Regions from separate parts of the Homo sapiens genome. Here region 1 is linked to region 2. A link is a loop called in an ENCODE intact Hi-C map of the cell type or tissue named here. Cell type or tissue: PC-9. All regions are shown on one strand. Each heading gives the region's core, and the rest is flanking DNA. Links, peaks and the distances in the headings are about the cores only. Region 1 overlaps LINC00882 (long intergenic non-protein coding RNA 882). Region 2 overlaps DUBR (DPPA2 upstream binding RNA).

Region 1 (15,949 bases), core at 3,511-11,510, 65 kb before region 2:
CACAGCAGCTGGAAATTATCGTCTTACAGCCACAGAAGCTGAGAACTAGGCTGTCCCATTTCCCCGCAAGTCCCCTAGGGAAACGCCGAACTGTAGCTGGAACATCTCAGCTTCCAAGCTCTAAACAAAACACCAGGCCATTTGTCTTACATGGCATATCTCAATAAACATGATTTGGAATGCATAATTTGGTATTTCTAAACTATATAATCAAATAAATTCCCGTTACTGGCAAAAGAGCAGGAGCACCACAGGAGTAACTGCATAGCGAGTTTACCGTAAGTGTGTCTCTGCAAGCTTACTGAATGATCACTTTCTTCATTTGGCCCTTTCTTTTGCTAAAATATTTTGCAAAATAATACACCATTGTTCTGGCCCTATTAATATAATAATTGTACAATCTTACCTTAAAAAGAAACTTGGCCAAAAACAAATGAAATCACTTAAAAAATAAAGCAATCCTTTTTTGAGACGAGTGCTTGCCCTGTCACACAGGCTGGAGTGCGATGGCGTGATCTCGGTTCACTGCAACCTCCACCTCCCGGGTTCAAGTGATTCTCCTGTCTCAGCCTCCTGAGTAGCTGGGATTACAGGTGCCTACCACCACACCCAGCTAATTTTTGTATTTTTAGTAGAGACGGGGTTTTACCATGTTGGTCAGGCTGATCCTGAACTCCTGACCTCAGGTGATCCACCTGCCTCGGCCTCCCAAAGTGCTGGGATTACAGGCGTGAGCCACCATGCCCAGTCCATTCCTTTTAAATAATTTCAAATGAAATGGATATGTCATAAAAATTCACAGCTACAAGTGATGCCAAGTCAGTACTCATATCTCTGAATGAAAGATGCAGTGTCACATTTCAACAAACTAGCACAGAATAATATTGCAAAGACAGATTTAGAAATCCAAAAATCTGTCATGCTGACTTCATAATGAAAAGTTCCTTCTTAGAGTACTTTATAAGTAACTATAAATTCAGCTATTATAGAAATCACTGGAAACCCAAGCCTCTTGCCTCTTGCCAGTCACAATATCATTGCTCCATTTAATGTCGCATGGGTGACACCCAAAATTTAGTCTCTCAAGCCAAAGGGAGGGCAGTTATTTTTAGAATCTAGTAAAGTGATTTTGAAAAGCTAGGAGAAACTTCCCTGGGGCGACACAGACGTGAGATTAAAGTCAAACCCACACAAGGAAGTTAACAAGATCTCACAAGTCAGAGCATAAAAAGTTTCCTACAGATGGATATGTTACTTTGCAGGACTGTAGTAATCATTTCACTATGTACAATATTTGCTATATATATCAAAACATCATGTTGTATACCTTAAATATATGTATACAAAAAACAAAAAGTTGGCCACGCATGGTGGCTCATGCCTCTTATCCAGGCACTTTGGGAGGCCAAGGCAGGTGGATCACTTGAGGTCAGGAGTTCGAGACCAGACTGGCCAACACGGTGAAACCCCGTCTCAACTAAAAATACAAAAATTAGCTGGGTGTGGTGGTGGGTGCCTGTCATCCCAGCTACTTGGGAGGCTGAGGCACTAGAATCACTTGAACCCGGGAGGCGGAGGTTGCATGAGCTGAGATCGCACCACTGCACTCCAGCCTGGGTGACAAGAGAGAGACTCCGTCTCAAAAACAAACAAACAAACAAACAAACAAAAAAACAGTTTCTGAGTGCAGTACTATGGTTCTATCAATAGCACCTCAATAATAAAAGGTGAGCGTAATGACTGGTCCTGAAATAAGCCTGAAAAAGTGAGAACGTATACCCAAAGAGCAAGGATACCCAAATGTACATTTATTTCACTGGAACTTTTTTTAAAGAGTGGAGGTTTCCAGTATGAATCACCTCTTGGGTTACTAAATTGCATAAATTTATCAAACACATTTTCAATTATTGTGCTATATTTACCTCTTTCAAATTTAAAAAAGTGTTCCTATTCCTATTCTAAAATATAATAAATATATATATTATCCTTTCCAGCGCTTTTATTGATTGATTGATTTTTTCCATTTTAACATTCTTCTGTGAGTCTTTCAAAACTGAAAAAAAAAAAAAAAAAGGCATATCCTAGTGCTTAAAGCTATACTATCTGGGTTCCAGTCCCAACTCTGGCACTACCGATTAGATAGAGTCCTTGAGCAGGTAACTTTACCTCTCTGTACTTCAAACCCCTCACATTTAAAATAGGGTCACAATAACAAGCAGCTTTTAGTATTGTTGTGAGGAATTTAAACAGGTTGAAACATGCAGAACTTCAGGAACAGCACCCAGTACATCATTACATTCATTATGCTATGATCATTATGAATGTTGATCTTTTACATCTGGTCTTAAAATGGGCAGTATTTTCTGGAGAATGTCTTCTACTTATTCATTTTACCTATTATCACCATGTATAGCCTGGCTAGATCTCAAAAAAAAAAGTAGTTTCAACAAATCATTTGGAGGCCAAACGTAAAAAGAGCTAACTAAATTAGGAGAACCCGCTCCAACCAGGAAAAAGACAAGCAAAGGGAAGGATGAACATGTGCTATGATGGCTGGCTGCTTAAAGAGAAGAGCCACACGAGTCTGAATAGAAATATTAGCAGACAAGAAAGCTCTATTTTCTGATATTATTCCAAATAAACAATGGAAGTTTTTTTTTCCTTTGAAGAATCCAAGAATGGCTTAGAAAATTGTCACATTTCATCTTATTACAGTATTTGTTACTAAGCAAAATATTTTCTAGTGATGAATAACACTAGAAGTTACCAGAGAAGCTCTCTCCTCAGAACTACAAAATTTTTCTTTCTTACCATTCACAAATGTTTCAATAATTTTTTTTTTAACTCTTGGATTTACTCTCCTGTAGAGAACAGCACAACGTTTTCTCCATGTCTCATCAGGATGGTGGAAACAGCAGCCACTGGAAATTCTGCCCACAAATATTCATAAACATATCATCCTGATATAGATAGACCCTTCACAGTTGTCAAAGCACCTTCACTTACATTATCTCATGTAATCTTCACAATGATGAAACAGGAGCAGGGAGGTATATTTTTCCAACAAAAGAGAAACTGAAGCCCAGATAGATGGTTTCTCTGGTTTCTGATGCAATTGCTTCTTCTACCAATGTGTTCCCAAGACAGACCATGGACCTTACTTCCAGGCTGCACCCACGATCACTACACAAACTGCAGTGTTGTTACTAACCTCCACCTGTGATCTATCTCCCTATTTCATCTCAGTGACAAAACTTCCTGGCCTCTGTAGCTCGTTAAATCTTAACCCAATGCCAGAGTTCCCAAAGTAAAATTGTCAGGGGGGATTTAACCTAAGTCTTTCTACCAACTTATTGTTAGTTACATACATCTGCGCCAACAGATGATCATATTAGAAACCAAAATAACAATAACAAACAACAATAATAATAGCAACTCTCAGGTAGCACTATGATAGACTTTTTATTTACTTTATATTTTATCCTCAAAACAACCCTAAAAGGTAAATTATTAGTATTCTTATTTTATACATGAAGAAACTGGGTCTCAGGGAAGTTGAGAACTTTAGTGGGGCCACAGAGCTGGTGGTGATTATGTCAGATTTGAAAGCCAACTTCAGCTGTATTCAACGTGCACCCACTTTTCATAATGGTGCATTGTTTTAAATCTCTGAATTCCCAATATCCGGCATGATGTCTACCACATTGTTAGTGCTCATTGACAGTGTTAGTAATTAAAGACAGAACCAATGTATTAGTCTGTTCTCACACTGCTGATAAAGACATACCCAAGACTGGCTAATTTATAAAGGGAAGAGGTTTAATGGACTCACAGTTCCACATGGCAGGGGAGGCCTCCCAATCATGGTGGAAGACAAATGAAGAGCAAAGGGACAGCTACCTGGTGGCAAGCAAGAGAGAGCTCATGTAGGGAAACTCCCCTTTATGAAACCATCAGATCTCATGAGACTTATTCACTATCATGAGAACAGCATGGGAAAAACCTAACCACATGATTCAGTTGCTTCCCACCAGGTCCCTCCCATGACACATGGGAATTATGGGAGCTGCAGTTCAAGATGAGATTTGGGTGGGAACACAGCCAAACCATATCAACCAAAACAAGATGTACATTCTCCTGACTGCACTGGACATCTCAATTTTCCTATATGATGCTCACTCCCAGTTTTCTATCCTGTGGGAGCTGCTATCTTGCATTCCTCTTAATTCAGTGGCCTGGAGGAGTTCATGTTGCATATTCTACACTGCTGCTGCCAAAAAATTGCCCTTCACCAGCCCTGAGCATCCTCTGCTGAGGCACACTTGCTCCCTTATGCACTTTCCTACATCTTTATCTCCATCATCTGGTGAGCTCCAGGACACATCCTAAATTCCTTAATAGCTCTAGCCACCTAAGACAAAAATCAACAGCTCCTCATCTGCCACCACATTTTTCTTGACCTTCTCAATGTCAAACAACTACAACTATGATCCACTTCAGCCACTTTGCAGCCTATCATCTCTTGGAAATGCCCCAGCTTGAAAGTTTTCATATTTGTATCTCCCTTCTCTGGCTTCCACCACTCATCTCTCCTTTATTGAACCTGATCATTTTTCTTCCACTTTTTTCAACAATCTGCAGCCTAATAAACAAATCTCCTGCCTCCCTCACACCTTTGCTGTTTCCTTCACCACAACTCTATTCCCTCTACTACAAATATGCTCAATCTTCCATCACCTACAAAATCTTTCCCACAAACCTACTCAAAATCAATTGTTCTTCTATATCTGCCCTTAATATTTGTCCATTTACTTGAAATTTATAATTTGAGTAAGTCCATATGTAGAAATTTAGCCTTTTAGAAATTTACTCCAAAACTATACAAAAAGGCATAAAAAAATTATGGCATGACTTCTGCATATTTCTGCGAAAATGCCTCAAATATCGGGAAAAAAATAATGACATAACGATATCTTTTCACATTAGCAACTTGTTATCCAAATACAAGCAGATCAGGATAACTGGCCAGCCACATGCAGAAGATTGAAACTGGACCACTTCCTTACACCATATACAAAAATCAGCTCAAGATGGATTAAACACTAAATGTAAAACCTAAAACTATAAAAGCCCTGGAAGATAACCTAGGAAATGCCATTCTGTACATAGGCCCTGGCAAAGATTTCATGACAAGCATGCCAAAAGCAACTACAACAAAAACAAAAATTGACAAATGGGACCTAATTAAACTAAAGAAACTCTGCACAGCAAATGAAACTATCAACAGAGTAAACAGACAAGGTACAGAATGAGAGAAAATATTTGCAAATTATATATCCAACAAAGGTCTAATATCCAGAACCTATAAGGAATTTAAACAAACTAACAAGAAAAGACAAACAACCCATTAAAAAGTGGTCAAAAGACATGAACAGACACTTCTCAAGAAGACATATACACAGCCAGTGAGCATATGAAAAAACGTACAACATCACTAATCATTATGGAGATGCAAATCAAAACCACAGTGAGATACCATCTAGGTGATAATAATTATTATTAACAAGAATAAGAATTATTAATAAGAATAGTCAGAATGGCTATTATTAAAAAGTCAAAAAATAACAAATGCTGGCAAGGTTGTGGATAAAAGGGAACACTTATACACTGCTGGTGGGAATGTAAATTAGTTTAACTATTGTGGAAAGCGGTGTAGTGATGTCTCAAATAACTTAAAACAGAATTAACACTCAACCCAGCAATCCCAATTGGGTATATACTCAAAGGAATATAAATCATTCTACCATCAAGACACATGAACACATATGTTCACTGCAGCACTATTCACAATAGCAAAGACATAGAATCAACCTAAATACCCAGCAACAGTCAGTAGAACAGATAAAGAAAATGTGGTATATATACACCATGGAATACTATGCAGCCATAAAAAAAATGAGATCATGTCCTTTGCAGCAAGATAAATGGAGCTGGAGGCCATTATCCTAAGCAAACTAATACAGAAACAGAAAACCAAATACTGCATATTCTTACTTACAATTGGGAGCTAAACATTGAGAACACATGGACACAAAGAAGGGAACAGCAGACGCCAGGCCTACTTGAGGGTAGGAGAAGGGAGAGAATAAAAAAACTACCTATTGGATGCTATGCTTATTACCTGTGTGATGAAATAATCTGTACACCAAACTCCAGTGATATGCAATTTTTCTGTATAACAAACCTACACATGTACCCCAAACCTAAAATAAAATTTAAAAATTAAAAATAACTAAATAAAATAATATTGGTTTGAAAGACAAAAAAAATTTTAATTAGAAAAATACAAGCAATCACCTTTAAATTCAGATTGGTAACTCTTTCTAGATTCACTTGATTCTGTTTTCTTAAGTCTCATAGAGAAGAGCTGCTTTCAGTGTTTTCCAAGGACCAATCCTTCTTTTGTGCTTACTCAGCATGAAACAGTCTCTTTGAACTTACAGTACATGAAAGTCAGACGTGCTGCTCTTTTGTAGTAACAGTTCCCCAAACTACGTTTTTATCATTTCTGATGAAAGTATATGTTCTTTCTCAGATACAACTCAGCTTAAAAATAAAAATATATACATTTACGCCTTAAAAATGGGATACTGTTACTTTATACTATAAGCCTATTCATATTTAGGCAAGAAAATCTTTGATGGAAAAGAAAAAGTAATCAAAATTCTTAAGTTTTGGAGTAAAATATGAAGTTCTGTCTTATGACTTTAGATAATTAAATAAAAAAATTTTGATGTGAGATACAAAATTTAAAGATTCTCATATGAATATTCTATATTCATGTGGATTTATTTATATTTAGATGTATTTATTTATATTTATTTTTATTTTATTAATATTTATTATATTATTAATAAATATTTATTTATATAAAATATATAACATAATAAATATTTATTTATATTTATTATATTATGAGGCAAACATAACTAGAATGCTGCAAAAAAGGAATGCTTTTTTAGTCGTTACTATGCAATGCCTATTACTTTAGAACAATATTAAATTCAAAATAAGATTTCATTTATATCAGTAAATATAAAATTATTCCTTGATTCCTATCAAATAAATACCATACACTCTAAGTGAACATCTATTGAGAATATAGCAAACTAGTGGTCTCTGTTCTCTAAGATTGGATCCATCTTCCTCTTCTCTGTGATTTACCTCCAGGGGGCAGTACAGTTCTGATGATGGGCTCTGGAATTTGACCGCCCTAGCTAGAATATCTGCCCTGTCAGTTTCAGTTATATAAACAAGGACAACTTATTTAACCTGAGCCTTAGCTCCTCATGCATAAAATGAAAAAGCATAGAACCTACTTCATAGGATTGTTATAAGGATGAAATAAGAAAATGTCCAGTATATAACAAGTACTCTTTCAACATTTGTTGCTATGATTTATTAGCATTATATTAGGTTTCCCTGCGACATCATCATTAAACATAATTTATTAAACCCATATATTTTAAGCACCTAATGCATGTAAGGCACTGTAGGTTATGATGCTAAAAACACAACACAATCCCTCTTCTCCATAAATTCTGTCAGGTGGGGAAAAACACACATATAAATTATAAATAGAACAATACAGTAAGACCAATATATGAAGTACTGCAAAAGTACAAGAAGGGTAGATGTCATTACCTCCAACAGGCTAAAAAAAATAAGGGGGTTCTTATCATTGCTGGAGGATGAGTACATGGATCAAATCGAGTTGGAAATGAAAATGCCACCTCCCAGTCTCCTTCCCCTCAACCCTCCACCCAGCCTTGGGCACCACTCTTAGCTGTTTGGAAAAAGGCATGTGACCTAGGCTCAATCAATTAGATGCTCTTGAGTAGACCTTTGATTCTTGAGAGAGAGAGATGCCAAGTTGCTGGAAGAGTCAGAGATATTCTTGGCCCCCCATAGCAGAGGCCAGAGGCTAGTGGCCAGCAGTACACTGGTGTGTTGCCAGAAGCAGCACTTGAAATGGCAGCAGGAATAGTGACTGATCCTCAACAGCCTGCTTCAATGGTGTGAGCTCAGCTGGATCCTCAGCTGTTTACTGTCCCTTGATTTCCAATCTCTTTCTAAATCTGATCTCTAGTCCTCTCACCAATTTGTAAGAAACTCAATATCCTTCCAACAAATAATTTTTCTGCCTATGTTGGACAGAGGTTTTCTGTTAGTTGCAACTAAGAACCCAGACTTGTACCTTGAGTCATGAAGTAAAACTTGCCAGTCTCATTGGGACACCGTCTCCAGCTTTCCAAATGACCTCTAATTACCACTTTCTTCTATGTTAATTAAGATACTATTAGGTTGCCTATTTCAGTGTAAATGGACTTCTTGATTGTGACATTTTATCTCAGCAAAATGTGTATCACAGAAAGTATTGTCTAAATTTTCATTAGCAAAAGAATCTATTGTTTCTACTTGACACAAAAATAATTTTCTATTATTCATCCCTTCCACATAAGACCCCCTTACTCTTCTTTTTATGATAAGCAATAAAGAAGAAAGAAAATAATGTACAGGGAAGAACAATGCAAGGAAACGGAGAAACAAGGAATCATTTATTGGTTTCCTGCAGAAATCAACAAGCCACTCTTATCTTTGTATTCCTCTTAAGTTGATCAAATTGGCATTTTTGTAAAAAGTCAAATATCAGCAACTAGTTGCTTAAAGTAGAAGTTTCAGACACAGGCACATCCCAGCCTGTGGACCTCTGCTTGAGGATGAACAGGTGAAAAGGATTGAGTTGAAAATGCCCATTCCTCTAAGAGGCTCTCAAGGACCACCAGGTAGGGAAACAATTCTTGGAGAATCTCTTATGTGAACACAGTAGAGAGAAAGATCCTGTACCCTGAACTAGTACTGAAAAAAGAAAGATTAGCTGTCCTTCATTATTTGCGCTGTAGGGTATACAGGCAACAAAACCCAGTGAGAACATTTAATAAAACATTGTCACTTTCATATCCCCAAATTTCTTCCTTGCCCTTTATCACTTCCCAGCTGTCTCCAGATTTTATTTTGTATCCACTTGAGCTATGAGGTCAGAGTTAAGCCTTCAGGAATGTGTCTCTCTATAGGCAGAAACCTGACTCTTCCTGAAAAAACCCTTAGTAGACCTTGGGAAAACTGCAGTTGCTATCACATGTACAGAGAGAGCTTTTGCAGTCACTGGACTTTAAATGTTCTTTTTGTTGGACTGCCAAAAGGTTACTGCTCCCTTGAGAACTGAGCCAGTTCCTCTAAACCCCTCCCACTGACTCATATGTTTGTCTGGCTGCAGCTGCTAAAAAAGATGGGAATTTAAAAGCTGCTACACAAGTGCAAAAGCAATCACCAAAACAGTGGCAATATCCTCAGGTCTTAGACCGAAAATATCCATACTGAGAAAGGCATAGGGTTAGGAGAAGAACACTAGATACAAAATACTGGAATACAGAATGGATAAAGATGAAAAGAAACAAGAAGGAAATCACGGGGTTCTCAGGGCTGGAAATTATTTTCTTCTGTGACCTTGCTAAAGGCCATCTCATGGATTTATTTTTTCGGCCCTGTGGTTACGTTTTCTTTGACCTAGATTTCCATGGAGGTTGGTATTGATAAGTTGTCCACCACTGCAATGTTATAATCATATTTTTCAACAATGCTGAGAGAATTTAAAAAGTATATTATCATCATTATTATTTCCTCATTACTTCCATCCTAACAATATCCCAGTGGGTATTTCCTAGGCAAAGTAAACATTTCTTAGCTCTCAAGTTCTTGTATACAAATCTCATGTTTCATTCGGCAGTGCCCTGAAAACATTGATAAGCCAGCACTGTTGTCATCCAGGACTCTAACACCATTTCTGCAGCCTCTCTTCACCCCTCCTCCTTCTATACTGAGAAGTGTTCTCAAGTTTTCCCATCTTTGTCATCAATCAGGAAAGTGATCTAATAAGCACTGATCCAAGGTGTGATGGAGAAAGGGTACTTCCATTCTCTGCAATTATTCATCTTCAAAAAGAGACAAAGGGAAATGATGATGGTCACCACACAGGAATTGCTAATAATAGGACTTTTATTCAAAAGTTTGAGAGAGAATTAGATAAGGGAAGCCTTCCTAGAGAGCCCTCAAATAACACTGTTGAGACACATAGAAGGTACGGCTCTCTAAAATACTGAAATGTTTTCCATGGATGCCCGTTACACTACAAATCCTGAACAACTCATTTAATCCAAAAACAGCTGAAACACTATTTGCTGCACCCATTTAACCCATGTGAAAGCCCGTGCCCATAGATCAGAAATGTCATCTTTAGTGTTAGAGAATGCTCTGTCTTACCAGAATCTGTCTCTTCCATAGCCTTTCTTCATCTGTTACAAAAGCAGGGTGTTCTTTCTTAAGGTTTATTCATCCTAAGAGAGCACTTGAGAATTCCACTAACTGTATCTCACTTTCTTGTTGTGGCTGTAACCCTGTCACCACCAAACCCATTATTTTGCATGAATGTCTCTGACAATACGTACATAATCCACAGACAACTCCATCTGATGTTGTCTTTAGATCTTGCTTAGAGGGGTCTTGTCAAAATCTCCATGGATTCATTTTCTGCCAGTTTCTCTGTGTATTTCCACAAAGATCTGAAACTATTTATAAACTGCTTCACTTCCTGGAAATTTTTTGTTACTCCAAGGAAACTTCTAAGGTTTTAGAGCATCGCTTTGGAACTGGCTGCTTTGGCACTGACCCTACTTTTTTGATTCTGGGGGAAAATGTTCCAAAAACTCATGCTTAAATAATCTCAGCTAAATTACTTATGTTATTTCATAAAATCATTCCTCTGCAGCAAAACTGTAAACACTAAGAGGATAGGAAATATGCCTGCCGTTTGTTTGTCTGTTCACTCATTTAATTATCATCATCGTCATCATCCATCCCGATGCCTACCACATCTCCCCTGCATACAGTGGGGACACAACAACATTCAGGTAATGGATACTGAACTGGGTCATTCAATATTCACGGCTGTGTCTTTGTAGGCCAAACATTTTTGTCTATACAGACAAATGAAAATGGAGATGTTAAAATAGTTTGGTCTACGAAATACAAACTAACATTTGTCTCCTAGCTAAGAAATGTATCAATGTAGAGCTGGGGGGGGGGGATTATATTATTCACTTTCTAGAACACTGGCTAATGACACTCCAACTTGTCAGCAAATAGTTATACATCTCAAGGAGCTAGGTCTCCTTGCCCTTTAAAATCTCCAGTGAAGATGTAGAACAAAACTTTATGTTTCACATTCTTTATTTAGACGCATTATAGCATCAGATGTTTTTTTCTGCCCTCTTTTTTACTTTAGCCATTACTTCTCACAGTAGTGTTTGTAATAAATGCACACAAGAATTAACTTATTGTTAAGCTTTTTAACTTAAGCTGTTATTACTCATTAGCCATCATTCTTGGTGTACATTTAAGAATTCTGACTTTAAATGTTACTATTTAAAATGTAAAATTACCCTTGTTAGAGTAACCTATGGATCAGCATTCAGTAAGGTACCACCTGCAAATATCCAGTCCTTTTTTTGTGTTTTAAAATACAAATAAATCATTAGACTTAATGGCTATTGGACAAGTCAAATCCATTTTTACCTCATTATAATAGTCAAATTTTCAACCCTATTTTAAATGGGGTTTACAGGACTCTATGGCCTAGATTGGATCTTAATTTTCAGTAGTAACATTTAGGACATGGCTTGGCTCTTTTGTGCAATATTAATGAGGAATATATATTTGTATATGTATATACTTGTGTATTTGCGGATATATGTATTCATAGTCAAGATTTTGTTGATACACTCCTATAAAGATCATCTCTCTCACTTGAATCCCAAACACATCCAGATCCCTTTAAGTATAACAGAAAGCAAACTGTTTACAGAAATAAAAAAAAAATCTGCATTGAGCACTTCTACATGCCCATGTACTCAGATTCTCCTAACAACCCTACCAGGTAGCCATTATTATTCATATTTTATAAAAGAAGAAACTGTATCACAGAGGAGTTATTTTCTCCAGCTCTCATGGTCAGTAAGTAAAAGAACAAAAATTGCCTGACTGCAAAGCCAGTACTCTTTCCACTACACCAGACTTTTAGAGGACACAACTGAGAATCACAACAAAGATAACTGCTTGCATAAAACTTTGTGACCCTGCAAAGTGCTTGCAAATATTTATTTGTGAGATATTTTCTTGGAAGAATAAAACTTATTTTCCCAAAAATACAATACTAATGTTTTTGTCATAAGCTAGAACACAAAGCTTGTTTTGCCCAAAATGTGTTTAAATAAATCACACTTTAGGATTAAAAACATAATAATAGTACTGCTAATGTACTTATATTTCAATCTAAGTTGTCTTACCCTGTGGCCATATCATAAACTTCAAGTACTCTTTCTCAAAATACAATCATGGAATATGAGAACTAGAAATAACCATATAAATAGGATGGCCAACCCTCTTAGTTTTCCCAGGACTTTGGGGTCTCCAGGACAAGGGACTTTCAGTTTTAAAACAGAGACTAAAAAGATTCCTAGGACATTTCACTGCTGAAACTGGGAAAGTACCAAGCAAGCCGGGACAAGTTGATCATCCAGCAAACCATCTGGTCTAACCTCCTCATTTCACAGGTGAGGAAGCCAAGATTCATAGAAAACACATGTGTTCATAGAAAAAACACATGCCACTTCTACACTTCTTCTCTTTTAGTCTTTATACAGATTCATTCAGCCTTCAGATATCCAGTAATTTCCCAGACTTAGTCACTAGTTTAATTGCTCATAATTTTCCACTCTCCATTAAGATTTGTGTGTCAGGGACCAAATCTGTGTTCCCTTTGTATTTTCAGCACCTAGTCCAGTGCCTGACTCAGGGTATGCAACTTGTTGTATGTTTGTTGACTGCCATTGAAGGACTAGATTGTATGCTTGGGAGACTGAGGTCTTTATTCAAGTTGTATTGGATTACAGGGACAATTGTGTGTCAAAGATGGAAAGCTGAAAGCTGCAGTAGGCAACATCTTTACCAATTAAATTTTCCTTTATTTCCTGCATTTTATAGGCAGGTATTACTTTATAATAAAAATAAAAGGCATTTTTAAAAGAAAAACCATCAGTGCCTTGTGTTCCCCTGATTAACCAGAGGAATGCTGATTCAGGAGGTGAAGATCATGCCACAGGATAAATTACTGTCTTAAGTGTCCTGCTTGCCAAGGTTTCCGCCGACAGCGCAACACCCATGCATCATATTCTCCTCCTTCATTGTCCCTCACCTGTTGTCCTCACAAATTACTTGTGAAGAAAAAAAAGAGAGCGCAAGCAATCCAGTGAATAGATCCCAATCTTTGATTTATTACTATATCATTGAATGGCCCCAGTTCCTGTTCATATTGAAACCTGAACTGACAGTGCAATGTGCTTAAAAATGGATGTAGCATTTGAGATACGAGATTTCAAAGCAGGGAGTTTTTATCCAGCTGTGCTGCATCTCCACACTTGCCAAAATGCTTATGTTTCCACTTGGTGCTGCCGAGTTACACTTTTCCCTCTTAAAAAGATGAGAACCATGTGCCAGAACTCATTAAGAAATAACCCAGTAATCAGGCTGGTTCCCAAGTAGCTTTTTGACACCAAGTAACTTTCTTTGATCAGTAGAAATGGTACATTATACTCACTATAAACCTTCAAGTGGGAGACACTGCCAAGAAATTCCGAGAGATGAAAACACCAGAATTTTGAAGTTGACCCACAACTGTTTCTTTATGTCACAGTACACTGTAATTCAAAGAGTTTCATTCATTTTGAAAGTGTTTCTACCCTCACTTAAAAACATCCTTTTTCATTTTCCCCTCTTGTTGAAACTCACAGAGTATCATTGTCCTATAACTTGAAATTGTGCCCTAGAATTATTTTATTACAGTGCAAAAGTAGATGTCCAGAGATCCAAAAGCTACAGTTTGTTACTTGATGGTGCACAAAACCACATAAATGTTGCTATGTGTTCAGCTTCTTCACTCTCAGCCCTCGCTTGCTCATTTCCAAAGTTTAAAATAAGCAGTGAATGCAGATTGGCAGAGAAAAAAATCCCATCACCAAAGGACAGTATAGAGACTGAATGTTTGATATCTAGGAAAGGTAACTCTACTCTTTCTTTAAGAAAGGCTATGAGAGGTTTGTGTGTATTTTCTTTATGTAGACCGGGGATATTTTTAGCATCAGTTTGTAAGGTCACTTTCTTCTGCTCTAATGGCTACTTTCCTTAGAATTGCCAAGCACAACAAACTCCAAAACCATAGTTCCCCTTACGACAGCTCTGATTAGCTCGATGCCAAATACAATCAGAACAGCATTCAACCATTTGGGCAGAAACACACAAACAAACTCTAGTACAGGCATACCTCACTTCATTGCCCTTCCTTTTACTGCTCTTCACAGATAATAACATTTTTTGTTTTTTTACAATTGGAGTTTTGCAGCAAACCTGCGTCGAGCAAGTCTATCAGCACAAACTTTCCAACTGCACGTGCTCACTTCGTGTCTCTGTGTCACACTTCAGTAATTCTCAAAATATTTCAAATATTTTCATTACAATTATATATGTTGTGGTGACCTGTGATCAGCGATCTTTGATGTTACTACTGTAATTGCTTTGGGGCACCACAAGTTGCACCCACATGACAGCAAGCTTTTTTTTTTTTTTTTTTTTTTTGGCGATAGAGTATCACTGTGTGGCCCAGGCTGGAGGGCAGTGGCGCAATCTTGGCTCACTGCAACTTTTGCCTCCTGGGTTCAAGCAATTCTCCTGCCTCAGCCTCCCAAGTAGCTGAGATTACAGGTACCCACTACCAGGCCAGCTAATTTTTGTATTTTTAGTAAAGACAGGGTTTCACCATGTTGGCCAGGCTGGTCTCGAACTCCTGACCTCAAGTGATCCACCTGACTCAGCCTCCCAAAGTACTGGGATTACAGGCGTGAGCCACCACGCCCAGCCATGACAGCAAACTTAATCAATGTTGTATGTGTTCTGACTGCTCTACCAACTGGCCATTCCTACATCTCTCTCCCTCTCGTATAGCCTCCCTTTTCCCTGAGACACAATCTTGACATTAGCCAAGTAATAACCCTGTAAGTGTCCAAGTGAAAGGAAAAGTTGCACATCTCTCATTTTATATCAAAAGCTAGAAGCGATTAAGCATAATGAGGAAGACATATTGAAAGCCAAGACAGGCCAAAAAGCTAGGTATTTTGTACCAGTTAACCAAGTAGTGAATGCAAAGAAAAATTTCTCAGAGCAAATTAAAAGTGCTGCTCCAGTGAACACACAAATGATAAGAAAGCAAAACAGCAATGTTGCTGATATGAAGAAAATTTTAATGGTCTGGATAGAAGATCAAACCAGCAACAATATTGCCTTAAGCCAAAGCCTAATCCAGGATAAGGCCCTAACTCTCTTCAATTCTATGAAGGGTGAAAGAGGTGAGGAAACTGCAGAAGAAACATTTGCTAGTGAAGGTTAGCTCACGAAGTTTAAGGAAAAAAAAAACTCTATAAAACAAAAAAGTGCAAGGGGAAATGCTAATGTAGAAGCTACAGCAAATTATCCAGAAGATCTAGCTAAGATCATTGATGATGATGGCTACAGAAAACAACAGACTTTCAATGTAGACAATCCATCCTTCTATTGGAAGAAGATGCCATATAGGACTCCATATGGGCATAGAGAAAAATTTCACATTGCCACTTCCATGTTCCAGGGAGGAGAAATCAACACCTGGCTTCAAGCTTCAAAAGACAGGCTGACTCTCTTGTTAGGGACTAATGCATCTGGTAACTTGAAGTTGAACCTAATGTTC
Region 2 (15,949 bases), core at 3,839-11,838:
CTTTTTCCCCACCCAGGAGAATTTCTAGGAATTCCAGGGGAGGTTTCACAAGCACTCATCTAGTCTGTTCTTACCGTTCGTCATCTTTTACCACTGGGTAAACACTGCATATCATGACGTCTCTGGGATGCTGGGGGCCTCCCACCACAGCTGAGGCCTGAGTCCCACAAAATACAAAGCCTCACCACATCGTGTTACTGCATTAACTTTCTATTGCCGTATAGAAAACTACCACAAACATGGTGACTTAAAATAACACAAATTATCTCACACTTCTGGAGCTCAGAATTCCGGCATAGCTCAACTGAGTTCTCTGCTTAGGGTCTCTCAAGGCTGAAATGAGATGTTCACTTGGCTGAGCTTTTGAATATGGAGGCCCTAGGAAGGAAATCTGCTTCCAAACTCATTCAAGTTGTTGGCCAAATATGGACTGAGGTCCATGTTTCTCTGCTGGCTATAGCCAGGAGCCACTCTCAGCTCTTTAAGACCACCTGCATTCTGTGGCACAACCCGCCCCTCCCTAATCTTCAAGCCAGCAACCGTGCGTCAACTCCCTGTCATGTTTTAAATCTCTGACTTCCTCTTCTGATCCTACAGAAAACACTCTGCCTTAAAAGGGGTCATCTGATTAGATCAGGCCCACCTTGATTATCCCCATACTTTAAGGTCAATTAATTCACTTGAGACTTTAATTACATCTGCAAAATCCCTTCAAAGAAGTACTTGGATTTGTATTCGAATGAATAAGCAGAGGTCAGAAATCTTGGGTATGGATGCATCTTTAATTACATCTGCAAAATTCCTTCAAAGAAGTACTTGGATTTGTATTCGAATGAATAAGCAGAGGTCAGAAATCTTGGGTATGGATGCATCTTTAGAATCCTGCCTCCCAGTTACTGTGTGAAGATCCTCTTTCATCTCTGCTTCCCACTATTTTGGAGAGGTGCAGTAAAAAGCAATGTTTGTGCATTTATATGTAAGAATTTTTCGAAGATCAGATCTTTGGGGATTTATGTATAGACCCATTGCTCTCCATAGTATTTCAACCAAAACATAATAGGGTCTTTGCTACAAGTCAAATGAAAATACAAATGTTGATGCTATATACAGAATCGCACAATCACGCAGACAACTAACGCTTTATCACAGAGTCAGACTCATCCTCTCTTAGGACAAATATTTTCTCGGAAATCTCAGTCCTTCAGGAAAACTCTTTTGAGGAGATGGCCTTACCAGTACACCAGGCACGCCCAGACCTGTCTGAATTCCAGTTAAGTCTACAGCCTGTTCTCTTACTCTATTTACATACTATTGATAAGGAATCTCCAAGCTTCCTGTCTCAGAGAATATCAAGCGCTCTGAGCTGCTGCTTTCCGAGGAACACAGAGAGCATGTTTCTTGCTCAGCGGCTAAATGTCTGACTTGTCATTTGAGACAAATGGGGATTTATGCTTCTCTCGTTTCTGTGCTTCCTCAAAGGACAAGCATCAGAGTTTTTGTGCTTGGAAAGAGTAAGGGCAAAGTACCAATTAACCAAAACACATTGCCAGAAAGGACAGGTAGAGAACGATTCAGTGTCATTTCTGCAAGAAGATCTGCAGGTCCAGAGCCAAGTAAAAAAATTAGGCCTTGTTTTCTAAATATAGCATGGAGAATAGCAGAATCAAAACAAGAATGGCATTTGCATTATGGGAAGGAATGATTTAGACCTTTCCTTTTACTTTTTTCATCCAGTTTGCTTTAAACACACAGCTCAGTTGTGAACTGACTGAACTGTGAAGAAGGCAGACAGAAATGTAAGTGGGAAAAAAGGCCACCAACCAATCTTTAATATTTTTCAACTTTGATTGGTAACTGATGTTGGATAAAATCACCCTTGCCAGAAAGTAACTTCAAAAAGCAGGACACAGCACTAGTACTCAGGCTACATAATATGTGTCATATTTTTTTTTCAAAGTCTAAGATCCACATAATGCTGTTCATTGTTTGGCAAAAACAAACAAGTTAGATTTTGTGTCTTGACTTCTGAAAACATGTGGAAAATAGCCAAATAGATTGGTCAGTATATTGTATGTTTTTAAGGAGTTCTACTAAACCACTCATTCAATAGACAGTTGATAAAATCAGCCAACAAAGGCAATGAAGAATTTAATTTCAGAATTTTATTTTCCTTTTATGAGTCTCAAGATAATTTACGTAGAAGAGAATGATGGGCATGAGGAGAGATACCTTCCAGGTTTATATTCTACTCCCCCTCAAAACTAAGGAATCTGAGCCACAACCAGGTTATATGTTTATGCTTAACCAAGGAAAAATGATAGAATCTCCTATAACAGATATAATAATCCTATAATAATTGTCCATTCCTAACTCTGTGGTTTCAAATCAGAACAAAAATGAAAAATAAAGTAAGTGGATACATGGGGAAAAGGAGAGGCTATTTTCTGTCTGTGAAGAATTAAGGTAATGAATTTTCACAAGAAGAAATTTGACATCGAATCTAAATTATTGGAAGACAAGTATATATAAATCATTTCCATATTTATGCTTAGCCAGCCATGGCTTCCAAAAAATAGGTGCAAGTATTAAAATTCAGGTAAAATGAGAAGTAATAACCCAAATCACTTAAATCTTAGCTTCTGTTAACCATAGATAAAGACGTAAATAGTACTTAATAGCTGAAAACTACCAAAAGAGCTTTGAGATGTAATGGTTAAGTGTTGGGACTGGAAGTCACATAGACTCATGTTTGGTGCCTAATTCTGCCCTTTTTGTGACTGGGTAGCTATAGGTATTTTTCTTAACTTCTCTGAGCCTCAGTTTCCTTGCCTATAAGGTATAAAGAACACCTTTCTTGTTTTTCTACTGCATATGTCTTCCATGGCCTCCTTTCTTCATTCCTCCTATTGTGAGATAATGTGGCAGAGACTGACTACATAGTCCCCAAACCTGTTTCTTATTTCTGGGCCAGCAGCTGAATGATGGTGTCCAATAGCCATGCATCCAGGTGGCCCATATGACAGGCCTCTCCAACAGAACAGAAGCAGAAGTTATGTGTCTCATCCAGTATGAGGCAGTTTCTTTTCCCCTCACAGGGTAATCTTGGAGGCCACATTTTGAAGATGGCAGAAATACTACATAGAAAGTCTAGATCCTTGGGTCACCATTTGGAAGAGAGCTGCCTGACCAGGAACATATGTAATTGACTCTGCCTACGTGGAAAATAAATTTATACTATAATAAGCCATTGAGATTTTGGGGTTGTTTGTTACAGCAGTATTATTAACCCTGCCACTGAAATTGGTACTTCAAAATGGAGCATTGCTATAATAAAAACATGAAATATGTGTCACTAGCTTGGCACGTGGGCAATGAAGAGCAAGAACACAGTGATAACAGGCAGAATGCCTACAGAGTCATACCATACAGTGACATAATATCTATTAAAATTGTCATCTGCCATAAAATGGAAGGCGTACTACATACCTACTTAGCAAGTAGGTTTACGGGGAGAGGTTGGAAAACGGAGAATGAATAGCATGCGTTGGTTGTTACTGACTGCTGGCAGCAAAGTATTACAAGAAAAAAGCTCAGGAAAGGACTGGCCAGTTTGGGGAAAGACTTTAAAGGGAATGAGGAGTACAGAAAGTCAAGGGCTGGCTGGGTGGAAAAGTCAACTATTTCTGAACTTGAAATCATAGAAGATGATATTTAAAAACAGACACGAAGCCTAGAGGGAAGCCTAGTACCCTCTTGGATAGAATGACTCAGCCTTTCAGCAAAAAGATATTAAGACTGGTGTTCCCACTCTAGCCTGGCAGCTTCAAGGTTGCCATCATTAAGTTGAGTATGTGAGACAGTGAGCTGAAGAAGCAAAGTAAAGCACCCTGGAGAACTATATCTAGGAAGGTACTTTGGGTTTGATAAACACATGAAAATGAGTAAGTAGAAAGCTACTACATTTTTTTGAGAAATACATTGTCCAGTACCAGAAGTCTGAAATTAAAATGTCGGACTTTCAAGACTTACAAAAAGCTTGAGCCTTTAACTTCCATGAACAAATAAAGTTAGGAAAGTTGTATAACTCCCAAAGAGGGCTTACACTTAATACCCAGTTCAGAGAAGGCCATGGAAAATAATAAACTTGGAAGAAACTGCTAGAGGGCAAAGCCAGGGGTCACAGAAAGCAACAGACTAAAAAAAAAAAAAAAAAATTCTCAAGGACAGTAGAAATTGGCACTAATCAAAGGACTTCTCCTACTCCAGACTGACAAATCCTCACAATATTGGCTAAGTGGAATTTCAGAATTGCCATAGCCTAATGATTTTCCTGTGTCTTTCATTCTACCAATTTTTTAATGAGAATATTTACAGGTTGTCTTGTGCCTGTTTTACTAACTGTGCATTGGGGATGGAGGGTAGCAAACTGATCACTGTCTTTTCAGATCATGGGCTACACAACCATAAGGAGCCACATCTAGGACTAAAGGAGAGAATTTCACATCACTTGAACATCTTGGACCTAGAACTAGAAGCAGGGACTGACTCGATGAGATCTTGTGTTTTCCACTTAAGAAAGGGGCTCATTTATTCTATGTGTGGGAGGAAGCATGAAATTGGTATTTGATGACCAAAAGGGCAAACTATGGCAGAAGCTTATAGCTTATATGATACTTATCAAATGTTTTGTTGTTGTTGTTGTTGTTGTTGTTGTTGTTTTCTCCTGGGGATACTGGTAAGCTACATTTCCAGCCCTCTTGTGTGTAAGATGGGAACATATGTCAAGTTCGCACCAATGTAATGTGAGCAAAAGTGATGTGTGCCTTCCTGCCTGAGGCAGTTGAGAGCAGACGTGTCTTCTTCACACTATCCATCACTCTGAGGCGACAGTAAAGGCCCTTGTTGAGGATATCAGAGCTTTCTATGAAGGAGAGAAGGCCTGAGTCTCTGACACAGCAGCACTTGGAGGAGAGCCATTCAGGAAGACTGCCCAACATCTGCATTAGACTCATGTGAATGAAATAACTTGTATTATGTTAAGCCACAGAAATTAGCAAATTGTCCGTTACTCTGTTAGTAGCCTCTCTAAAGAATAGCTGTGTCTCAAATAATTTGGCCCTCCTTTCCCATTAGAGTTGATGGCCTCAGTATGGTTACCTGACCAAATTATCTTACCTAGGAATTTGAAGGTGGAACATGTACTAAGTCAGTTTGCTAGGAAAAGCCAAACTTTAAATCGATGTGGCACCCGGGGGCCCAAATGGTAAATTAGTGCCATAAGCAAGATTAAGTTGTAGAGAAACAGAAAATCCATGGGGAAGAAAAAAAGAGACAAAAACAGAAACCAAAAACAAGGTAAGTTTTCAGGGATAAGCAGGAGACAGATTAAATTAGCAGAGGAGAGCTATGAATATGCCACGCCCTGTGGCAGCCATGGATATGCGCTCCTTGAATCTCCCGTTAAACAAGAATTCGCCAACCATTAGCACCTCCAAGATATGCCTCAGCCTTTAGCTGAGGTTGTGTTCTTCCTGAGAAGCTTCAGCCAATTACTGGGCACACTGTGGGTGTGAGGGCCTGGCCTTTAATGCCTCATGTGAGACTCCTCAAATGGTAATCTTTGCTCACAATCTTTGCCCATTGTTGGATTGGTTGAGACTTTGTCAAGTCTGCATCACGGTTTGAGGTTCCCCCTGCCCTATCTGAGTTCTTCATTCTTTCCTTTCATGTCAGAGCAACAGCGTGATATGAAGGTTTTTCCTCCCCACTCTTGCTTCCTCTCCGTTTTATCTTTCATAGGCATTTCTCCTCCAATAAACCTCTTGCACTTTCAAGTCCATTTCAGTGTTGGCTCTTCCATGCCAGAATCTAAAGTCATTTTAAGATTTTTAGAGGTTCTAGGTATGAAAAAGATTGTGGTGTCCCTAACTGTAATTGTAAATATAAATAATATTTAATCATAAAATATATATGAAGCATTTCAACAAAATCCTTATTTTTTTCATAATGACTCCCCCAATGATTCTTTTGTTTGTTTGTTTGTTTGTTTGTTTTGAGACAGGGTCTCGCTCTGTCACCCAGGCTGGAGTGCAGTGGCATGACAATCATAGCTCACTGCAGCCTCAACCTCCTCAGTTCAAGCAATCCTTGCGCCTCAGCGCCCCCAAGTAGCTGGGACTATAGGCGCAGGACACCACACCTGGCTAATTTTTTTTGTAATGTTTTGTAGAGATGGGGGTCTCCGTATGTTGCCCAGGATGATCTCAAACTCCTAGGCTCAAGTGATCCTTCTGCCTCAGCCTCCCAAAGTGCTGGGATTACAGGCATGAGCCACCACACCCAGCCCCAATGTGTTTTTGCTTATTATTTTGAATTTGAAATTTCAAATCCCCCCCAAAAAAACTACCTCTATTTTGCTTGATCTTTAAATACATACTTATTATACCTTTGGGGTAATACAGAACTGCTTAAGCCTCACTTTGGGCTCAATCTTCACCCCAGTGAAGTTAAAATCTGAAATGGATTTGGGCTGGGATAAGGGATTGAGCTTGTATTAGTTATATATTGCTGTGCAATAAATAAATAAACCACAAACTTGGCAGCTGAGGACAAAACATATGTATTATCTCACAGTTTGTATGGATTAGGAATCTGTGTATGTCTAAGGAATCTGTGCACGTCTAGTTGGGGCCTGTCTTAAGGTCTCTCCTTGGCTGTGTTCACAAAGCTGGGGTCTCATCTGAAGGCTGGATGGGGAAGGATCCACTTCCAAGCTCACTTAGTTGTTAGCAGCCAACAGGCTTTTGAACTGAAGGTCTCAGTTCCTCACTGGCTATTGACCAGAGGCTACCATCAATTCCTTGCTAAAGGGACCTCTTCAACCTGGCACCTTGCTTCATTAAAGCATTATGTGGAGAAATCAACAGGGAGAGTCAACTAGCAAGATGGAAATCACAGTCTTTTGTAACTTGGATCAGGGAAATGATATGCCCTCAATGTTGCCAGGGAAGAGATCACACGAGGCAATAAATATCAGGAGGTGAGTCTCATTGGGGCCATCTTAGAGGCTGCAAAAATTTTTAAAAATTTATTATATTGATTAGTTGAACATTTAAAATGCTAAAAGTTGAACAATTATTCTTGGTACACATTAATGCATTTTAATCAGTTTCTTTGCTTTTAACATCATGTCTGGTATTTTTCTGAAGAATGTGTTTTTTAATATAATATTTAAATCTTTTTTAAATAAGATTACCTCCAGTGTTCTTAAAGTTACATTTTGTGATTAATAAAATTGAAATCATTATATTCTTCATTGGAAAAAATGAAAAAGGAACAAATCTTAAACCAAATGAGACAGTGGCATAAATCAGGACCTCTCTGGGCAGAGTAGAACAATATGTACTTCTTAACTACAGAAGCAGAGAGAAAGGGAGAGATAGAGATAGATAGATAGATATAGATAGATAGATAGATAGATAGATAGATAGATAGATAGATGATATTGATTTCCCATGCAGATGTCAACCGTCCTCATAACTGGAGGATATCATATTTCTAATGGTGAAACACTAGCAGCAAAAAGTAAGGGATACCAATTGTGAGAAACAAATCACAACTGCACATCAAATGTTTGCTGACATTGGATCTGTGCTGTCTTCCAGTTGTGCCATCCTATTTTACTCCTTAAGAAATGAGGAAATTCCTATTTGGGGGCATCAACTCTCCCTCGAGAAAAACAAAGCTGCTAAGTAAGATTCCACCTAGAAAAGGGGAAAAGCATATATCAGAGAAACACATTTATACCCCCACACAAAATAATAGCATGAGCTGTGTTTTAGAGGAGATAGGGTGCCAAACCAAATTCACTCCTCTTAAATCAAAGCTTCCCCAAGTGCAAGTACATGGCCACATTGGGGAACCAGATCCAAGTTAGAGAAAAAGGAAATTTAGTGACAATGACTGTTTCTTTTACCCTTCAGGGAAAAAAATCCAAGTAGAAAGCATCTCTTTTCCAGTTCAGGTTGAAGAGTCCTTTCCTCCTGTCACATGTTTAGTTGTCCCCTGAGGTTAGCGGTGCAAGCTCACACTCTCCAGAAGAGCCACACCAACCCAGCCTAAAATGGTTACTTAGCTTCATTAAATCAGGTCACAGTGAAAAGGATAAGCTTTAATTATCCACTGAAGTGATCTTTGAATCCAGTATCTCTGTTTTCTCAACATGATCTCGTAGCAGGAATTATTTCTCTCAAGAACCACAAGAGGGAGTATTCTTACTTCTTTGTCACTGTCCATCTCTGACACTGGATAGACAGTACCCTTCTGCGTTTTTTTAATGATAAGACATATTATTAAACAAGCTTCATTTTTATTCATCTAAAATATGAGTGATTATCTGTGTGTCTTTCCTATGTATTATATCCAGGACATTTTCTTAACCAGCCATGATAAAAGAGAAAGCAGACAGTATTTCATACTGGTTCTTTCTCTCACATTTATTATCTGGGGATTGTGAAGGAGGATTTCTTTGTCAAGTTGTGTTCAGCAAGTGCAAAATAGCAATGGATGATTCTCCCTAACTAGGAGGAAAGGAATCATTTATCTGGAAATAATTATACCACTGCTTTGAGCTAACCATCTGCCTAGTCCTTAAAAGGCTAAAAGCAAACCACAAACATGATTCTGTCCATTTTCATCATATGCCTATGAGGTAAAGAGGTGATAACTAATACTTTCTTCAATGACCAAAGTGCAGTACAAATCAGGAAAGTATCGATCTTATGTAAGATACCACATTGACTGTGTCAACTAAAGTAATATAATCTGCTAAAGTAAGCAACCCCAAATACCCACGAATTCACACACACACACATACACACACACACACACCATACACAAGGCTTATTTCTCACTCTGGTCACTGTCTGATGGGAGTTGGGTAACTAGTCTGGGCTGCTTTCTTCCAAGTGATGATTCAGTGATTCAGGTTCCTTCTATTGTGTCACTCCATCATCTTCACACTGAATTTTCTCTTGGCTGTCAAGTAAAGAGTGGCATAATTTCAGGGGCTAGGCTTGGAAGTAGTATACTTTGCTTCTGTCCCCTAGCCTGGCTAGAACCCAGTCACATGATCAACTTAGATGAAGAATGAGGCTTCCAGTATGCCAGGAAAGAGAATGCACAATTACTGAGCTTCTAGACCAGGAGTTTGTCTTGTTTTTGGTTTAGTTTTTGTTTTGAGACAAGGTCTCACTCTGTCACCTGGCTGGAGGTGCAGTGGCACCATTTTGGCTCACTGCAGCCTCCACCTCCTGGGCTCAAGTGATCCTCCCATCGCAGCCTTGTGAGTAGCTAGGACCACAGACAACAGGTGGCGTGCCATTACCACTAGTTAATTTTTGTTTTTTTTGTAGAGATGGAGTTTCACCATGTTGCCCAGACTGGTCTTGAACTCCTGGACTCAAGCGATCCACCTGTCTTGGCCTCCCAAAGTGGTGGGACTATAGACGTGAGCCACCACAGCTAATCTAGGCCTAGAGTTTTTGACATGGTTTTCATGGGATACCAAAAGTTCTGTTAGCTTAGATGGAAAGAAATTCCATTCTAACCTCAAACTGAAATTTAGCATTTCCTTCCATTATAAATGTAGGTATGATAGACACTGGTAGTGCCCAAAGCCATTTCTACTCAGTCCATCTGATTTCAGTGCAGCTGACATAAACAATTCCATGCATACTATCAGCGACTCTCTGCAGGTATGACATCTCTGTGGTTTTTGTTTTGTTTTGTTTGCTTTAAAGATTTATCTGAAGTCTTGGAAGGTCACTCAGTAGATGCAAGGTGCAGCTCAGAAGTGCGGAGGGTTAATAACCATGGGGACAACACTCAAACCATGCTAAACAGTAGTGTTTATGTAAACAGACCAGTCTCGAGTTCTTTAGCAAGATTATTCTGAGGCACATTCTATAAACTTCGAAGTTTGCAAGTAGCATTGAGTTCCAGTTATTCTCAGCAGCAACCAACACAGTAAGATTTATTGGCTTTTCTCTCTTTCTTGTCTTATTCTCCTCACTGTCTCACTTCTGTTTCCTGGGACTATCTCCCAAATAAACTACCTGCACCAAGTCATTATCTCAGCCTCTGATTTCATGACAATCCAATTTAAGCATTGGTGTGGGAAGAGGCTCTAGAAAAATGCCCCTCATTATAGACTTTGAAACTGAATTACTAAACAGTCAGATAGCAACTGTCACATGTGGCAAGTGTTGGGAAAGGAGCTAACTCCTAGATTGTTGTGGCCTCACAATGACTAAGAGGCTTATCTATGGCATATTGGGATGTGGTACAGGTGAAAGGCGTATGCTGCATCTATATCACTTGAATGGTATGGGGTAAATGTAATGAAAAGAACGGGATATGTAGGTATGACTGAGAGCCTAGAATGCCCAGCTTATCCTAAACTCTAGGTCATCAAAAGTAGTCTCTGCCCCTTGCTAGAAAAGCAGCCTTCTATTGCCAGGAGACCATGCAGTGATCTTAAAGTAGATGCTTGTAAGATAATGCTTAAGGCCTGCCCTCACTTCCCTTCATTGACTCCCCTTCCCTTCACTGACTCCCGGCCAGTAGCTAAAGACCTCAGCATAGTCCAAGCAAGGAAGAATACTTCTTGCTACAAGAGTAAATAGCTTACCAAAAGATTTGCAAATCCTGGCTCATGTGTACTGACAAAAGCTGGGAGTGGATCTTGAGAATAATAGACCTGAGGATATGGGGCATAATATAAGCCTCACAATGGGGCAGATGATTAACATGGTTGCACTCTCTCAAAAGTTAATGTACTAGCAAGGACACCTGGAGCCAGTTCTAAGATGACGCTGCAATGATTCTTTTGAGCTTGGACACGACACTGTCTTACAATAAATGAGTTAGAGATGACAGATTGTGTTCAGGGAGTTGATAAAGGGAACAAAATGATCATCAAATGGGCATCTTTAAATCGATTAATTATGTGAGCAATGAGAACCTACTGCCTGATTATGTTCCGTGGAAAGGGAAGACACATCCTTCTTTAGGGTGCAAGGAATGCACCAGTGAGGGGGACACCAGCATCACTGAGACACTCTTGGGTGACTCTACTTTGTAGCCCAGGATTGACTGGGGTAGATGCTATCTTGGGACTAGAATCCTTAGTGTCAGTGGGGATGGTAGAATTGCATAATAGTGGAGAACAACTAGTAGCATTTAACTATCAGAGGCAACATTGATATCATTACCATAACAGAAAGCAAGAGCATAGTTGCCACTTGTTTGCCTTGATTTGTAGAGATCTGTGGTCATGGTCATTAGACCATCGTGTCCTCAGAGCAAAGTATAAAAACAGTGAAAAGAACACCATATGCTTTAGCAGTCTGCCAAAAGGCTCAATGCATTAAAAAAAACAAAACAAAACAAAACAAAAAAAAAAACAGCTTTGATCAATCCTATCTCTGATAGTCTACCTACCTGCTTACCAAATATTCATTTTGCCCTTTCTGCTGTACATAGTATGCAGTCACAGTTCAAAAGAGGCAATTCAAAACAGTATCCACTCAATACATCAAGTTCATTCCAAATCTTTTAAAAATTACAAAACAATAAAATAAGTAGATATGTATTTTGTTCCTACAGTAAGTGATAAAACTCCTTCCATAGCAAGAGAAAACAGAGCTTAACAAAACACTCAGCTTCTATTTCACAAAAGTCTAGATACCTTTTGCTATGTAACAAACCTCTTCAAAACTTAGTGACATAAAATAATAGCAATATTTATATTTCCCAGAAATCTGAAATTTGACAAGGCTTGGCAGAGATAATGTGCCAAGCATCTTCTGGATTAGCTATGGATGTCAGCTAAAACACCTATACGTGCTGTCTATATGTGCACTCACAACATGGTGGCTAATTTCCAATGATGAGTTTCTCAAGAAGGAAAGCCACAAGGAAGCTGCTGACTTTTTTAGCCTGACTGTGGTGGTAGTGACACAGCATTACTTTTCAATGCATTCTATTAGTCAGATGCAAATGACAAATATAACACTGAACAATATTAAAGAGGAGGGTAGTTAAAGCAAACCTTTTGATGAAAAAAGTGTTAGGCCGGGCATGGTGGCTTATGCCTGTCATCCCAGCACTTTGGGAGACCAAGGCAGGCGGATAGCTTGAGTCTAGGAGTTTGAGACCAGCCTGGGCAATGTGGTGAAACCCCATCTCTACAAAAAATAATACAAAAAAATCAGCTGGGTGTGGTGGTACATGCCTGTGGTCCCAGCTACTTGGGAGGCTGAGATAGGAGGATCACCTGAGCTCAGGAGGTGTGGGTGGCAGTGAGCCAAGATCACGCCACTGCACTCCAGCCTAGGCGACAGAGTGAGACTCTATCTCAAAAAAAAAAAAAAAAAAAGTGATAAAAAGTTTGTGGACATGTTCACAAACCACAACATGCACACATAGTTTTCCCTTATTGATCTAACTGGCTGGCTACATGTATTAAAAAAAAATACTTGTTTGAAAATGTAAAACCTGAGGCTAATATAAGACTGGGCAGGATACTTACTGGATAGGCTCAATAATAGAATGGAAGTGACAGGAAAGAGGACTTGGGGACGGTACCTTTTGGTCTAGTATTTGTGGAATTGGCATCCCATAAGGAAAGAAAAAGAGGATGGTGCAGAAAAATATCTGAAGAAATAATGGCTGAAAATGTCCTAATGTTGATGAAAGTCACAGATTTACAGATTAAAGAAGTTTAGTCAACCCCAAACAGAATAAACGCAAAGAATTCCATGCCAAGATACATTATAATCAAACATCTGTAAACTAAAAATAAAGAAAAAAGATTTTTTTAAGCAGTGAGAAAGAAAGACATTAACTAGAAAATGGGAACAATAATTCAAATGACAGTGGATTTCTAAACTGAAATCATAGAGGCCACGAAGAAGTGACTCAACATTTTCAAGTGCAAAAGTTTCCTTCAGGAATAAAGAAAAAATAAATGCTTTCTCACATGACAGAAAACCAAGAGGATTTGTTGCTAGAAAACTTACTCCAAAAGAATTGTTAAGGGAAGTTTTTCAGATCAAAGTAAAATGAAAAGTAAAAGGAAGACTTTGAATATCAGGAATAAAGAGAAAGCAACAGAAATGGTAGATACTTGGGTAAATATAACTTCTCGAGCTCTTAAAAATACATTTGATAGATAAAAACAAAATTGTCATATTATCTGATGATTTATTTAATGTACATCAGTGAAATATGTGGGGAAAGTACAACATAAATTGAGGAATATTAAAGGACCTATATGGTGCTAAGCTTTCTTCATTCTAACTGAAGTGGTAAAATATAGATTCTAAAGAGATCATGAAAATTAAATATGCATACCTCTTGATTGACCACTACCTAAACTGTTAAAAAAAAAAAAAAGAGAAAGTCAAGCACACAATAGATAAATTAAATGGAATACTACAAAAGTTTATATAATCCAGAGGAAGGACATAAAGGAGAAACAGAATAGCAGAATATGGAAAAGGAAAAATAGAAAAAATAAAATAAAATTGTAGACCTAAATCCAAATATACCAATATTACATTAAAGGTACATAGTCTAAACACATAGAGATTGTCAGGAAAGATTTACAGAGAAAAACTGTAGGCAGGTTAAAGGTAAAAGGATGGACAAAGTATATCATGTAAACACTAATCAAAGGAAAGCTAAAGTGATAAGAAGGGATATTACATTAATATAGATAAATTTACCAAGAAGCCAAAACACTTCAAAATGAATATGGACATAACAACAGAGCATCAAAATATGTGAAGCAAAAACTGACAGAAAAGAAAGAGAAACAAACTCATAATTATATTTGACAACCTCAGTTTCTCTCAGTATTTAACAGAACAAGCAGACAAAAATCAGAAAGGATGCAGAACTGAGTAACAGTATCCACTAAGTGGATTAAATTCATATTTATGAAAAACTTCATCAAATAAAGCAAAGTACAATTTTTCAAGTGCACATGGAATAATCACCAATATAGACTATATCCTGAGTTACAAAACAAAACTTAAATTTTAAAAAATTGATACCATACAAAATATATTCTCTAAGCATAATAGAATTTAACTAGATATCAGTAACATAAAGATAACCGAAAAATTTCTAAACACTTGGAAATTAACATGCAATAAACAACCCATAGGTCAAAGAGAAAATTCATGGAAAGTTAAAAAATATATTATACCCGGCCAGGCGCAGTGGCCCATGCCAGTAATCCCAGCACTTTGGAAGGCTGAGGCGGATGGATCACTTGAGGTCAGGAGTTTGAGACTAGCCTGGCCATCATAGCGAAACCCCGTCTCTACTAAAAATACAAAAAAATTAGCCGGACTTGGTGGCACGTGCCTGTAATCCCAGCTACTTGGGAGGCTGAGACTGGAGAATTGCTTGAACCTGGGAGGCAGAGGTTGCAGTGAGCCGAGATCACACCATTGCACTCCAGCCTGGGCAACAGAGCGAAACTCCATCTCAAATAAATAAATAAATAGAGGGGAAAAATTAGTTTTTATTAACCTTTGAAAAGGTTAATAAAATTAATAAAGCTCTAGCAAAACTGAAAAAGAAGAACAGAGAGAAGACATAAACTACCAACAACAGGAGTGAAATAGGGGATATCATTACAGACTCTACAAAAATTAAAAGGAAAATAAGGGAATGCTATGGACAATTAATTATATATAAATTCAATAATTTATATGAAATGGACCAATATCTCAAAATCCATAAACCAACAACACACATCCAAGATGAAATCAATATTCCTGAGCAACCTTATAACTATTAAAGAAACTGAATTTTTTAATGAAAAAAATCTTTTAAACAAGAAATCTCTTGGCTTAGATTATTTCACTTGCATATTTAAAGATGAAATAGCATCAATTCTGTAGTCTCTTCCAGAATATAAAAGCTTAGGGAACACTTCCCAAATCTGTTTATGAGGCCAGAATTTCTCTGATATCAATACCAGACAAAAAGGTCAACAAAGTAAAATAAATCTACAGAGCAGAATCATTCACTCCTGAACACTGACATGAAAGTTCTCTACAAAATATCAGCAAATAGTATACAGCAATATATAAAAGAAATAATGACCACTGGATACCATGGCCAACTATATATCTACCACATTAACTGTCTAAAGAAGAGAGACCATATTATCATACTAAAGATGCAGAAAAACCATCTGATAAAATTCACCATCACTTAATTATTAAAAAAAAAAATCTATCAGCCAAGTAGGAATAGAAGAAAACTTCCTTAACATGCTAAAGAGCATCTACCAAAAAACAACAAAAACAATAAAAACCTCTACCTAACATCATATTTGTTGATGAAAGACTGAATACCTTCCCCCTTAGATCAGGAACAACAAAAACATGTCCACTTCCATCACTCCCATTCAACATCATAAAGATTGGATAAGGAGAAATAAAATCGGTCCTGTGTGCAAGAGATGAAACTGTCAGTGAAGAAACACCAAAGTAATCCACAAAAAACCATGATGAACTAATAGGTGGGTTTAGCAAAGTCTCAGGATACATAATCGACACACAAAAATTGATCTGTGGTAGAAATCTAACAAAATATTTGTAAAACCTTTATACTGAACACTATACAATACTGAGGAAAGAAGTCAGTGCAGTCCCAAATAAGTGGAGACATACTGTGTTTATGGGTTAGAAGATTCAGCATAATAAAAGTGTCAATTCCAATGTAATTCCAATCAATCCCAACATGATTTTGTAAACACATACAAGCTGATTCTAAAATTTATATGGAAAGACAATGAAACTAGACTAACCAAAACAATTTTGAAACAGCAGAATGAACTGGAAAGTCATTTAAGAATTACTACAAA

Evidence for each region. Hi-C counts contacts between places; a loop is a spot of excess contacts. Peaks named below come from ENCODE experiments on the same cell type or tissue, not always from the same donor. Only the 100,000 strongest peaks of a DNase experiment are listed, where the experiment ranks them.
Region 1: it touches region 2 in a loop (8-fold over the local background); 5 of 110 quality-filtered maps call a loop at or near these places.

What each region holds. Positions count from the first base shown.
Region 1 is chr3:107,199,082-107,215,030 of GRCh38, forward strand. The region is part of intron 1 of LINC00882 (long intergenic non-protein coding RNA 882); the gene reads right to left. Among named protein-coding and RNA genes, the nearest start is that of LINC00882, 34 kb to the right of the region's middle. In PC-9, for the core only: CTCF peaks have their summits at 7,227 (motif pointing right) and 7,428; DNase peaks (open chromatin) are centred at 7,240 and 9,220; H3K27ac peaks cover 2,426 bases.
Region 2 is chr3:107,263,725-107,279,673 of GRCh38, forward strand. All of the region lies in intron 1 of DUBR (DPPA2 upstream binding RNA), which reads left to right. Among named protein-coding and RNA genes, the nearest start is that of DUBR, 31 kb to the left of the region's middle. In PC-9, for the core only: CTCF peaks have their summits at 8,266 and 8,468; a DNase peak (open chromatin) is centred at 8,267.